Linked DNA regions of Homo sapiens: regions 2, 3 and 4 are each linked to region 1. The links are chromatin contacts, found by Hi-C in ENCODE. All regions are on one chromosome and are shown on one strand. Each heading gives the region's core, a stretch centred on a gene start or an enhancer-like site at or near the end of the contact. The rest is flanking DNA. Distances are from core to core; before and after follow the strand shown. Region 1 holds the start of ZNF32 (zinc finger protein 32). Region 2 holds the start of ZNF37A (zinc finger protein 37A). Region 3 holds the start of ZNF33A (zinc finger protein 33A). Region 4 holds the start of ERCC6 (ERCC excision repair 6, chromatin remodeling factor).

Region 1 (2,764 bases), core at 1-2,500:
AATGGGGAGCTTCAGGACAGTTTGCACCACACACTCTGGGACTTAGCTGTGCAACACCCCGACCCCCATGTGAGGAAGGTGGTGTTTGTTTGCTCCACCAGACTGTCAGCTCCTCCCTAGGAGCACGGAGTGTGTCTTGCTCACATTCGTATCCCCAGTGTCAGCACTTAAAATGGATTCAACGGATAAATGTTGAATGAAATTCAGAAATGATGTGCAATAGTAAAAGCTAACATTTAGGAATCAACTTATTACTTACAGACACCTTTGCATATTGAGTGAAATTAAGTTGTTTGATTTAACAAATCTGTGGCTTTGGGGTAGAGAACAAGAACATAGCAAGAGGAAGCATTCTTTATTAGTCCTTCACGAAAGAGGATGGACAGACACATCTACGGAGAGGGGCTCCAGAGGCAGGGACCCAGAGATACACCCGGCCAGGCAGAACAGCTCCAGGATGTGGCCCCGATCCTGGAAAAGTGCGTTTAAAAGAGGCTTAAGGCATATCAGACAGCCTGGCCAACATGGTAAAACCTTCATCTCTACTAAAAATACAAAAAAATTAGCCAGGCATGGTGGCACAGACCTGTAGTCCCAGCTACTTGGGAGGCTGGGGCAGGAGAATCACTTGAGCCCAGAAGGCGGAGGTTGCAGTGAGGCGACACCGTGCCACTGCACTCAAGCCTGGGAGACAGAGTGAAGGAAAAAAAAAAACAGGCATTATTAGAGAGGCTTTATCTCCTACGTGTTCAAAAGCAACCATGCTCCTCCCAGTATCTCAGGACGACTGGACTGCCTGTGTTCCTGTTGCTCTTCACAGAAGCTCCATGAAAGCGGGCTTCGCTTTTGTTCATGCAGCCAGAGGCTCAACACATGACCTCGAAGCCGCCAAGGCTTTATCAAACGGATTTCTCCCAAAAACTTCGTTTCCTTCCGCGACGCCCTGCAAGAACCCTGTATTCCTGAGTCCCTGGCTCAGCGTCTGCTACCCCGATGCTGTCAATCAGATCCTGCTAATCTGAGCGGCCGTGGCTCCGTCCCGGCTCCGCGTCCGCTGACAGGTCACCGCTGTGAGTCTCCGGATTACCAGTCCAAACGGGACGGCTTGAGGTCCCCGCGCCCTAGGGACCTGCGGGGCCCGAGCGCAGGGCGCGCCAGAGAACTACATTTCCCACAGAGCTCTTGGGAAGCCGGGGCCGCCGAGACCCACGGCCCGGCGGGCGGGCTCGCGGGGAGACTCCTGGGAGTTGTAGTCCATTCCGCCGGCGCCGGCGCTGGCGCTGCTGCGGGCTCGGCGCCGGCCTTTGTCTGCGGGCACGCGCCGCTGCGGTGAGTGAGGCCGCTGGCCGGGTCAGAGCGCCGGGGCAAGGCGGGGCTGCGCCATCAGACCGCTGTCCCGGGCCCTCCGTGTGGCCGCCTTATGCCAGCGGCCGCCAAGGAAATGAGCAGGCCTGGCCGGCCCGGGCCCCGAGGGAGGCCAGCCGCGAGCGGAGAGGTCGGCGGTCCGCAGAGCAGGGTCCCGTGGACCGGAGAGCGGGATGCCGAGGTTCAGGACGCAGGGCGGGCCCGGTGCCCGGGGCCCGGGGCCTGAGGCGGGAGGGCAGCGTCTGCGGAGAGGAGCAGGGCCCATGGCGTCGGGGCGTGGGAGGGGGAGGCCGCGGCAGGCTCACCCGGCCTCCGTGCGGGCTTCAGCGAGTGCGGGAAGCCGGTGCCGGCCTTCCGGGGTGGGAGGAGAGGCAGCCCCTGCGGGGGAGAGTAGGAAGCCAGGCAGCGTGTGGGAAACCACGCTACCCACAAGCTCCTAAACCTGAAACTGGCCCCAGGACATTTTCCAGACCGCCAAGTGTACCCCTCTTCTCATCCGCCCTCCAGAGGACGCCGGATTTTAGATCTTAAGTCTGGTGGTCTCGTCTGATACTCCTCTTGTTTGGTTCTTTCCTTCTCATTGTCCTACCTGATAGGACAGTGTTAGTAACCTGTTTAATAAGTGGGGAAGCAGAGTCAGGGCTGCTGGGTTACTCGCCCAAGATCATATCCTGGGGGAGCCACGGCAAGAAGCCAAGACTCACGGACTACTTCTAAGCTTTTTCCAAAGGATATAGTAGCCTTTCTAATAGGAAAATCAATGTTTTTAATTATAAAGCCACTTTTACAAAATCTTGGGGAAACTGCTTCCTCAGACCTGTGATCTAGGGAGAAAAATATGACAATTTCTCCCTTACTAATCACGGAGGTCCCTGATAGGCGGCGGAGTTGTAACTTGAAGACCTCACAGCAGGTGGAGAGGCAGAGCTGTGAATTCTACTCTAATTTCTGGAATCCCCGGCGACAGAGTCCAACCCCAGGCAGCAGGCGCCATGTACCCCAGGGACTTTTAATGTGTGTGCAGCTGTTGAGCAAGAATACCTTGAACTTCCAAATGATGTGCTGGCATGCTGGTAGGGAATTCCTTTGCAGCTTGTGTTCCAAGTTGGAAGTGAGTCCTCCAAATAAAAATTTAAATGATTCTCCTGGTCATCACAGCATGTAGCAGAATGTGCAGTTGTCAAGAAGAACCAGGTGCTTAGGTTGACAAAACAAAGAATGGTAGCATCATACTATTATTTCATTAAATCAGAAGGCCAGCATTTTGATAGGACAAATTAGAGGGAAACAAGGAGTATGCATTGAACCACTGCATTTCTTAAAAGTATAAGAATTCAGTAATTAGGATCCTGAAGTAAGAAGAAATATTTTTTTTAAAAAATAGATCATGTGGGCCAGG
Region 2 (2,700 bases), core at 83-2,582, 5.6 Mb after region 1:
CCATCTTTTAAATAAAGCGTAAATAGATAACTTACAGACCTTTCTCGCGGCTGTACCTCTGATTCTGTAAGATCAAGATGGGGGCATCCGTACATCTCTAGTTGTGCTGCAGTGCGCCAGCAGCTCAGCATCTAGAACGAGCGAGTAACGAATCCAGGCATGGAGGGTGCTGTCCTCCACTTGGCTGCTAAGCTCTTCCCTCCGCATGATGCCTTCACAACTCCCCAAGAAGCGGTGCTGTCTGCTCCTTCGGCCTTGCCCTCTTCTGCCCCCACATCTGAATGGGCACAAAGCTCCCAGCCTGTGGGGGTCTGGAAAGGACACAAATCGAGCCTCTGCTCCTCCCACCCGTGCTCTAGATCTCTAGTGAGGTGTCAGCCCAACGGGTTGGGTGTCCTCCTAGGAGGGCCCCTGGGCCCTCGCCCCCCACCCTTCCCTTCTTACCCCACAACAGCTGCTTTGCTCCAAGACAGCTGGGCCTAAGCCCTTTGGTTCGAATCCTCATTCAAGACAGAAAGCTCCTACATCTTCCTGTCACTTGAGCCATGAGCTGGACCCTCTGAAAATGCCCACTGGTGCTAATGGGGACACAGGCGAGGCTGGACAGTGCCGGAGGGCCTGGGGTGCCTCCCTCCGCGTGCGCGGCCTCACAGGTCAGTGGAAACAAGAAATTCCCCAATCCACAGCCACGATGACTTCAAAATACTTCCCGAAGACATCAGGCAATGAAGCTGCGACCTGCGAGGACACAGCAAGCCGAGTGACGCTGGCCAGAGGCTGGGTGTGGAGTCCGCGCCTGCAGGGTCCCTCCCCGCCCCGCGGGCGCTTCCCCCCACCCCATTCGCCTCGGCATCGCAGTGACACCGCGGCGACGCCGACCACAGGTGGTTGTGAGGACAGCGAGATTCTGAGGGGAAAGAATGAGAGAAGCGCGCATCTATTGGGCAGAAGGCCCGTTTCTGCGCCGTCCTGCGGAGGCCTCCGGGCATCCTTCACCTCAGGGAAGAGAAAATCCAACCTCACTTGTCACAGGCGCGGGACTTGCGCATTCCCTTTGGGAGCACAAGAACCGAGGCAGGATTCGGACCCAGGCCAGGCGGCAAAGGCGTTCCCTCTCTCCCACCCCCAGGCCGCGCGGAACCCCCAGTCCACCCTCGCCCCTGCCCTCCCTTACTCACCCTCCGCGTCCTCTACCCGGACGCCAGGAGATGCCGGGAGCCCTCCCCGTCAGAGTGCCGGGGAGAAAAACAAACCTGGAGCCATATGGCAGACATGCCCAGAAGGCCCGAAGCGGCTCCCGCGACGGGGGCCGAAAAGTGCACACTACATCTCCCACAAGTCCTCGCGCCGCTCCCTTAGAAAGTGCACGCTTCATTTCCCACAAGCCCTCGCGCCGCTCCCTTAGAAAGTGCAGACTACATTTCCCACAAGCCCTCGCGCCACTCCTTTTGAAAGGGCATGAGGTTTCAGCCGCATTGGGCAGTTAGTTCCCAGATGCGGCAAGTGCAGTACTGCAGTTTTATTCGTTAGCTGAAATAAATTATGAGTATTTAAATTACACAGCTTTCTCATGAATTACATCCCCCTGATGATTTGGCCGTCCTCAACACTTCCTCATTTGGCAGAATTCACGAGTGGAATTTCTCCAGACGAGGTCGGTTCCTGTGGCCCCGCGACGCTGCCGCAGCACCACCTACACTTGCGCCAGTGTGGAGAGCTTCACTTGCTCCTTTCTGGTCCATTGGACGCTAACCGTGAGAAAACACGCTGGACATGAGCATTACCAGCCTGTAAGCTGTCGTAAAGATAACTCGGAATTGCTCTTCAAATTTTATTTGTTAAACCACGTAATACCATCTTGCATGGCAAACATGCATTTTCCATTCTTCAGGAGTATGCAGGATCTCTTGATCACGATAACTTTTTAAAGTTCACAGGCAGAGGTAATACAGGAGTGGAAAACCAAAAACCGTAGGTTCTCACTTATAAGTGGGAGCTAAGCTATGAGTACGCAGAGGCATACAGAGTGATATAATGGACTTTAGAGACTCAGAAGGGGCTGGTAGGAAGGAGGCCGGAGGTTAAAAAAACTACACATGGCCAGGCGCGGTGGCTCACGCCTGTAGTCTCAGCACTTTGGGAGGCGGAGGCGGGTGGATCACGAAGTCAGGAGTTCAAGACCAGCCTAGGTAACACGGTGAAACCCCGTCTCCACTAAAACTACAAAATTAGCTGGGCGTGGTGGCACACACCTGCAGTCCCAGCTATTTGGGAGGCTGAGGCAGGGGAATCCCTTGAACTCGAGAGGTGGAGGTTGTAGTGAGCTGAAATCGCGCCATTGCACTTCAGCTTGGGCAACAAGAGCAAAACTCCATCTCAAAAATGAAAAAAAAAAAACTATACATTAGGTACAGTGTACACTACTCAGGTGACAGGTGCACTAAAATCTCAGAATCCACCACTTTATAATTCATCCATAACCAAAAACCACTTGTACTCCAAAAGCTATTGAAGTTTAAGTTAAAATAAAAATAAAAAATAAATGTCCACTGACCAAAAAAGAAGCATTTTTCTCCATTTCTATTCCCTTCTTTACCACCACTGATGATAATCCCACTTGTTCCCATGCTGGAAAAGCATTTAGTACCATCCATGTAAAAGAATCAAATTATTCAAGGGTTGAGATGCATTTCAGAAGAC
Region 3 (3,064 bases), core at 44-2,543, 5.6 Mb after region 1:
AACAAGTTAACAATATATTTAATGAAGGAACATTAACACTAAAACCATTGTAAAAAATAGGACTAAGCTATCTATTTTCCCAGTAATGTTACTTAACCTCTGGTGAGTGACTCCACAGAAAGCCATAAGCGGCAGTGCTTCAAAGAAAAAATCAGTTTTAATTTCTTCATCTAACTTTGTTGCTATTTCTCAAAGGGATATTTTAAACTTGCTTTGATGTGTGTGGAAAAGTAGACAGTACTGGCTTAGGGGTCAGGAGATGTGACTTAGTCTTCCCTACTAACTGTGATCCTGAACAAGTCAGTGACCTTAACAAACAAAAAAACAAAAAAAATCTTTTTCTTCTAACAAATGAGGCAAAATTAGGTAATTCTTTGTTTTTGTTTTTTTTTGAGACGGAGTTTCGCTCTTGTTGCCCAGTCTGGAGTGCAATAGTGCGATCTTGGCTACCTGTAACCTCCGCCTCCCGGGTTCAAGCAATTTTCCGCCTCAGTAGCTGGGATTACAGGCATGCGCCACCACGCCCGGCTACTTTTCGTATTTTTAGTAGAGACGGGGTTTCACCATGTTGGTCAGGCTGGTCTCGAATTTCTGACCTCAGGTGATCCACCCGCCTCGGCCTCCCAAAGTGCTGGGATTACAGGCGAGAGCCACCGCGCCAGGCCAAAATTAGGTAATTCTTGAAGATCTTTCCTGAGTGCAAGATCAAGTCAGGACAGAGGAACAGCAAATACCAAGATGCAGTGATGGACCTGACTGGAGGTCAGTTCGGAACCTAAAGAGGATGAATGCAATACGTGCAACCGAGTCTGCCGGTCTGGCGGGCGACTGCACCCGCCTTTCCCCGCCCACGTACCGCGGCGCCCTAGCACACGCGCACAGGCTAGACAAGAGAACTGCCCCTCCCGCAAGGCTCAGCGCGCGGACTGCGCAAGCGCACATGCCCTCCTCCGCGGCCCCCACAAATGGGGCGACACACGCTGCGTACCCTGCTCCGTACAGAGGCCGCGCCTTTGAGGAACCGGCCTAGCGTCGTGGCCCACACGCTGCAGCCCCGCCGTCCCCGCCTTCCCCTATGAGGTCCCCGGGCCTCCTCCCCACCACTTGGTACCGGCCCCCTGCCGCCCGCCCCAGGAGTCGCGCGGGGCTCCCTCTCTCTCCCTGCCCAACCCACTGGGGCTTACCCCACTCCCTCGTCGGGTTGCATTCGCCATAGAAAAGCGCGTAGACCCTTGAAATCCCGGGACCGCCTCCCACGCAAAACCTGAGAAAAACAAAAGGAAAGGCGGAAACGCAGACGTAGCCGGCGGACGAGGCATGCGCAGAGCCCACGCGCACAGCTTGATGCTGTTGGCGCCCTACCTGGAAACTACCTTTCCCGTGAGGCCGGGCGAGCAGCCCTTCGGATTGGTAGAGAAGTGCCCCGCTAGGCAGTGGGCAGATGCGGTCTGAGTTGGTGCTGGAACTGCCTGCAGCCCTGGCTTTCCCCGGGGCACTCCAAAGGGATATACTGCGGGGGAGGTCTGTGGGCAGTTTAGACGCAGACGCTCAAGGAAAGGACCGCTGCGTGTCATTTTCCGTTTAAATGTTAGGAAATAGATCTCGTCCATACAGTTTAAAAGACTTTCATGCTATCAGCGGTTCTTTGGGAGCGGGGGAAAAAAGGGGAAGGTGCGGCCGGAAAGCTACTTCATCAAAATGGTTAAAGCAATAAACGGAAATTGTAGCTCAGTAAGGAACTAGACATAATCTGAAAGAAGAAAATAAATGTCACGTATGATTTCCTCTGTGACATTAAAATTGCTTGACTAAATGGAAATACTTTTAGTCTATCTGTACCTTTCTTAGGAAGACAAAATTCCTAAAAGAATATCAACAAATTTTTGTTATGTATTTTTTCTCTTTGATCTTTAGTGTATTCTGTACTTCACAAAAGCATTCTCAACTTTATCTAGAATAAGTAAAAACCCAAATGAACAGCCAGTATACATTTTAAAAAGCAGGAAAAAAATGCCTAAGGAATATCTGTATCTATCTACATCTATCTATATAATATTGCTCTATTCAAAGTAGTTTGGCACCTGCTCCATGGAAATAAGACAGCTTAAGAGTATTCTTTAATGTGTAGTAGATACAGCATTTCAAAACAGTGAGGGAAAGAATGGAGTATTCCAAAGAGCATGTCATTCCGAGCAATTTGGAATGTAGAGATATACATAGATCACACATGATAAAATCTCACATGTATACAATACTTAAACATTTAAACCACTAAAAGAGTAAAAATTTTTGAAAATTGACAAGTGGACCAGGCACAGTGGCCCACACCTGTAACCCCAGCACTTTGGGAGGCGGAGGCAGGAGGACCACTTGATCCTTGGAGTTCAAGACCAGCCTGGGCACTATAGTGGGACCCCCATCTCTACAAAAAACTAAAAATAACAATTAGCCTGGCATGTAGGCAGGCACCTGTGATCCCAGCTACTCAGGAGGCTGAGGTTGGAGGATCACTTGAGCCCCGGGCTGCAGTAAGCCATCATGGCACCACTGCACTCCAGCATGGGTGACAAAGTGAGACCTTGTCTCAAAAAAAACAACAAGGGATGTGATGCCAAAGACAGAAACTATAAATTTAATATCAGTCACATTTTATAATAGAGAAAAATAAGCAACTCCATTCCAGCAAAACTTTTTAAGTCCATTATGAGAATTGAAAGTAATGCAAATATGGCCAGGCGTGGTGGCTCACGCCTGTAATCCCAGCATTTTGGGAGGCTGAGGCGGGTAGATCATGAGGTCAAGAGATCGAGACTATCCTGCCCAACATGGTGAAACCCCTTCTGTACTAAAAATACAAAAATTAGGTGGGGCGTTGTGGTGCACACCTGTAGTCTCAGCTACTCAGGAGGCTGAGGCAGGAGAATCGTTTGAACCCAGGATGGGGAGGTTGCAGTGAGCCAAGATTGCGCTACTGCACTCCAACCTGGTGACAGAGCGACACTGCGTCTCAAAAAAAAAAAAAAAGAAAGAAATGCAAATATTTGAGTAAAAATACGTGAAACAT
Region 4 (2,976 bases), core at 206-2,705, 5.9 Mb before region 1:
CTCTCAACTTCCCCTTTTGAGTGGACCATTTTTTCCTGTCCAAATTCTGATATAGGAAGGGTCTCCAAAATAGCTGCAAAGGGAACCTCAGTCTCAAAAGTTGGGATCCACTATATATCTGCTTTTACTTTCAAGCATTGAAACTAATGTCAATCAACTGCCTTTCTATTCTTAATATTTTATCCAAGAAATCGCTAGAATTCTTTCTCCTTTAAAAAAAAAAAAAAGCAAGTTACAAGCCGGGCGTGGTGGCTCACACCTGTAATCCCAGAACTCTAGGAGGCCGAGGCGGGTGGATCACCTGAGGTCAGGAGTTCGCGGACAGCTTGGCTAACATGACGAAACCCCGTCTCTACTAAAAACACAAAAATTAGCTGGGCATGGTGGCAGGCGCCTGTAATCCCAGCTACCCGGCAGGCTGAGGCAGGAGAATCGCTTGAACCTGGGAGGAGGAGGTTGCAGTGAGCCCACATCGTGCCATTGTACTCCATCCTGGGCGACAAGAGCAAAACTCCGTCTCAAAAACAAAAACAAAAACAAAACAAACAAAAAAACCCACTACCACCAACAAAAACAAGTTACATTGTGGGTTGGGGCCGCTGACAGGAGGAATAAGATGATGTTATGGAGCATTTCCTAGTCCCCTTTCCGACCCCATTTCCCTATTGTCCGACTTCAGGCTTCCAAGTGAGGACAGCACTTCCCAGGCAGTGACCCGCAGTCACTGCCCTCCCAGAGGACGTCCTGCCTCGCGGCCCTGGAAAGTCCACCTTCTCCTAGCACCGATCCTGAGCTGAGAAGCTCTGTCTGGTACAGCCATCCTGCATCGTGGGCTGCTTCTTTCCCCAGGCGAAGCTCAACTTCCTCCCATTGTTCTGAACCTCTGTGTGGACATCTTCTTTCTTCAAACGCACCACGGTAAAATTCTCGCCTGCCTCGAAACCCCGCCTACCTCTGAGATCTGAGGACGGATACTAAACGCTGGACTTAAGGCAATGTACACATGTAAGCAGGCTCTGTAGGCACTCACTCCGCCCAGGTGCGCGCGTGGCGGAGGGGGAACAGAGAAGCAGGACAGCTCTCCATCCTTCCCGTGTTCAGTCGTGGGAGACAACAAGAGAGGTCACAGCCTGGCGACCAAAAAGTGCGGCTAACTTCCCTGCCCAAGCTGACTTTCTCTGCAGGGTTCAAGGTTAATTGTGAGGATTTACATTCGCATGGCACACCCGCATCCCCCTCTACGTGGAAATATGTCTTAACTTTCATAACTGCCTTGCCAGCAGGGTATTTTTCGCTAGGGGCGAAGCGTCCTTCGCAAGCCACCCAGCTGACCGGCAGCGGAGACAGCTTTCTCGCCCTGCTCGCACGCAAGTAGAAAGGCGCTGCTGAGCCCGTCCCTCCAAACCACGTGGTCTTGCCCGTGCTTAAAAACAAACGCTGAGCCAGGCGCATGCGCCACGGGCCTCCCCGCACCAGCAGAAGTCGGAGTCGCTGTTGGGGGCGGTGTCTATGGTTGAGCTGAGGGCGCAGGCGCCACGGCCCGTCGAGCTGGGTTCCAAGGCGGCTGGCGGCGGTAGCGTCTCTGTTTCCTTGTGGGCGCTCGCGCGGCCCTGGGTGAGTGTTCGGGGGTCCCGGCCGAATGTCGGGCAGGGGGTGTCGGGGCCCAGCTCAGGCTTCTCGGGCGGGCCGCGGCCCCGCGCCTTGGCCTCGCCGTGGTGATTGAGCCTGTCAGCGAGGACGCACTGTAGCGGGTCTTAGGGCCAAGTGCCCGCTTCCGGCGGCCTCACCTGAGACCGGAAGTAGCGCCAAGGAGCGCTCACCTGAGGCGGCTTGAGTCCCTGGCCGGCCAGCGACCCAGCTACTTCTCCGACTTTGTATAAGGCCCCCTGCGCGCAGGGTCAGCTGGGTCCTTTTTGATCTCGATTAAAATGCTGGAGCTGTTATTTTAAAGAGAGTCGGGCTAGATGTACGTCCGACGTTTTGGGCGTTGATAGAGTCAAATTGATAAGAGTGTGGGCGGATGAGGCAGGCCGCCTGTAAATGCTGCTGTTACGTGACTTCCACGCAGCGTCTTAACTGCTGTCATCCTGTGACAGGCAGCCCTCGCTTTTCTCCTCAACTTTTCCCATCATCTTCTTGTTGCTTTGTCTCCTCCAATCCATTATCCGCACAGTTGTCCAGGTGGTCTCTGGCATAAAGTAGGTCATGCCATCATCAGCCTACTTAACAGTTTTCAGAGTCATTCCATTGCACTGGGAGTGGAATCCATGCTCGTGTTTTCCCAGGCCTTGTGTGATTTGGCCCTTGCCTGTCCCCTCTCAGAACTGTGCCTGTGTCCGACCAACCCTCCAAATGAGACCCAGCTTGCCCCTGGCTGCGGGAGCCCCAGTGATGGGGGAGGACGGTGAAGATACTAGTGTCCCAGATGATTAAGCCTTAGAAGATACTCTGCAAGACTTAGGCCATGAACGGAGCCCTTCTCTGCTCTTCTTAACTCAAAGTTAAAAATAAAGTCAAAAATTCGGTGTTCCAGCCTTCTTGCATTTTCACAAGTGCATCAGCTCTTTCTAGTCTTAAAAGTTACGCACGTTGTTGGGAGGCCGAGGTGGGTGGATCACCCGAGGTCAGGAGTTCGAGACCAGCCTTACCAACGTGGTGAAACCCTGTCTTTACTAAATACGAAAAATTAGCCGGGCATGATGGCATATGCCTGTAATCCCAGCTAATCGGGAGGCCAAGGCAGGAGAATCGCTTGAACCCGGAAGGCGGAGGTTGCAGTGAGCCTGGCGGAGCCTGGCGGAGGTTGCACTCCAGCCTGGGCAACCGGAGCGAAATTCCGTCTCAAAAAAAAAAAAAATTTCACACGTTGTTTCCTTGCAAGACGTTCACTTTACTTTCGACCTGACTGACTTATCAGATGTCACTTTATCAGAGAGGCCTCCTTGACCCCACATCTACCTCCACAATTTCAATTTG

Evidence for each region. A loop is a pair of places that touch in the nucleus more often than their neighbours do. Pooled maps may share reads with other maps.
Region 2: a loop to region 1 is called in a map of CD8-positive, alpha-beta T cell, with 6 times the contacts of the local background. The contact joins the promoter of ZNF37A here to the promoter of ZNF32 in region 1. A Hi-C loop is called at or near these places in 3 of 168 maps with a recorded cell type or tissue (CD4-positive, alpha-beta T cell, CD8-positive, alpha-beta T cell and naive thymus-derived CD4-positive, alpha-beta T cell), 1 of 37 single-sample maps with no recorded cell type and 10 of 50 pooled maps.
Region 3: a loop to region 1 is called in a map of CD8-positive, alpha-beta T cell, with 7 times the contacts of the local background. The contact joins the promoter of ZNF33A here to the promoter of ZNF32 in region 1. A Hi-C loop is called at or near these places in 2 of 168 maps with a recorded cell type or tissue (CD8-positive, alpha-beta T cell and naive thymus-derived CD4-positive, alpha-beta T cell) and 8 of 50 pooled maps.
Region 4: a map of CD4-positive, alpha-beta T cell shows a loop between it and region 1 (17-fold over the local background). The contact joins the promoter of ERCC6 here to the promoter of ZNF32 in region 1. A Hi-C loop is called at or near these places in 2 of 168 maps with a recorded cell type or tissue (CD4-positive, alpha-beta T cell and naive thymus-derived CD4-positive, alpha-beta T cell) and 4 of 50 pooled maps.

Annotation. Positions count from the first base shown.
Region 1 is chr10:43,647,367-43,650,130 of GRCh38, reverse strand. It overlaps ZNF32 (zinc finger protein 32), which reads left to right and starts at 1,250. Exons shown (of 3, transcript NM_006973.3): 1 at 1,250-1,329. All of the region lies in intron 1 of ZNF32-AS3 (ZNF32 antisense RNA 3), which reads right to left. ZNF32-AS2 (ZNF32 antisense RNA 2) reads right to left here. Exons shown (of 3, transcript NR_047558.1): 3 at 2,112-2,562. RefSeq lists a silencer at 1,225-1,744.
Region 2 is chr10:38,092,969-38,095,668 of GRCh38, reverse strand. ZNF37A (zinc finger protein 37A) reads right to left here and starts at 1,332. Exons shown (of 8, transcript NM_001324250.3): 1 at 1,179-1,332; 2 at 445-738; 3 at 40-131. RefSeq lists an enhancer at 1,189-1,378.
Region 3 is chr10:38,008,904-38,011,967 of GRCh38, reverse strand. It overlaps ZNF33A (zinc finger protein 33A), which reads right to left and starts at 1,293. Exons shown (of 5, transcript NM_006954.2): 1 at 1,185-1,293. RefSeq lists an enhancer at 591-770.
Region 4 is chr10:49,537,600-49,540,575 of GRCh38, reverse strand. It overlaps ERCC6 (ERCC excision repair 6, chromatin remodeling factor), which reads left to right and starts at 1,455. Exons shown (of 21, transcript NM_000124.4): 1 at 1,455-1,614. RefSeq lists enhancers at 773-1,012, 1,043-1,102 and silencers at 1,523-1,812, 2,758-2,946.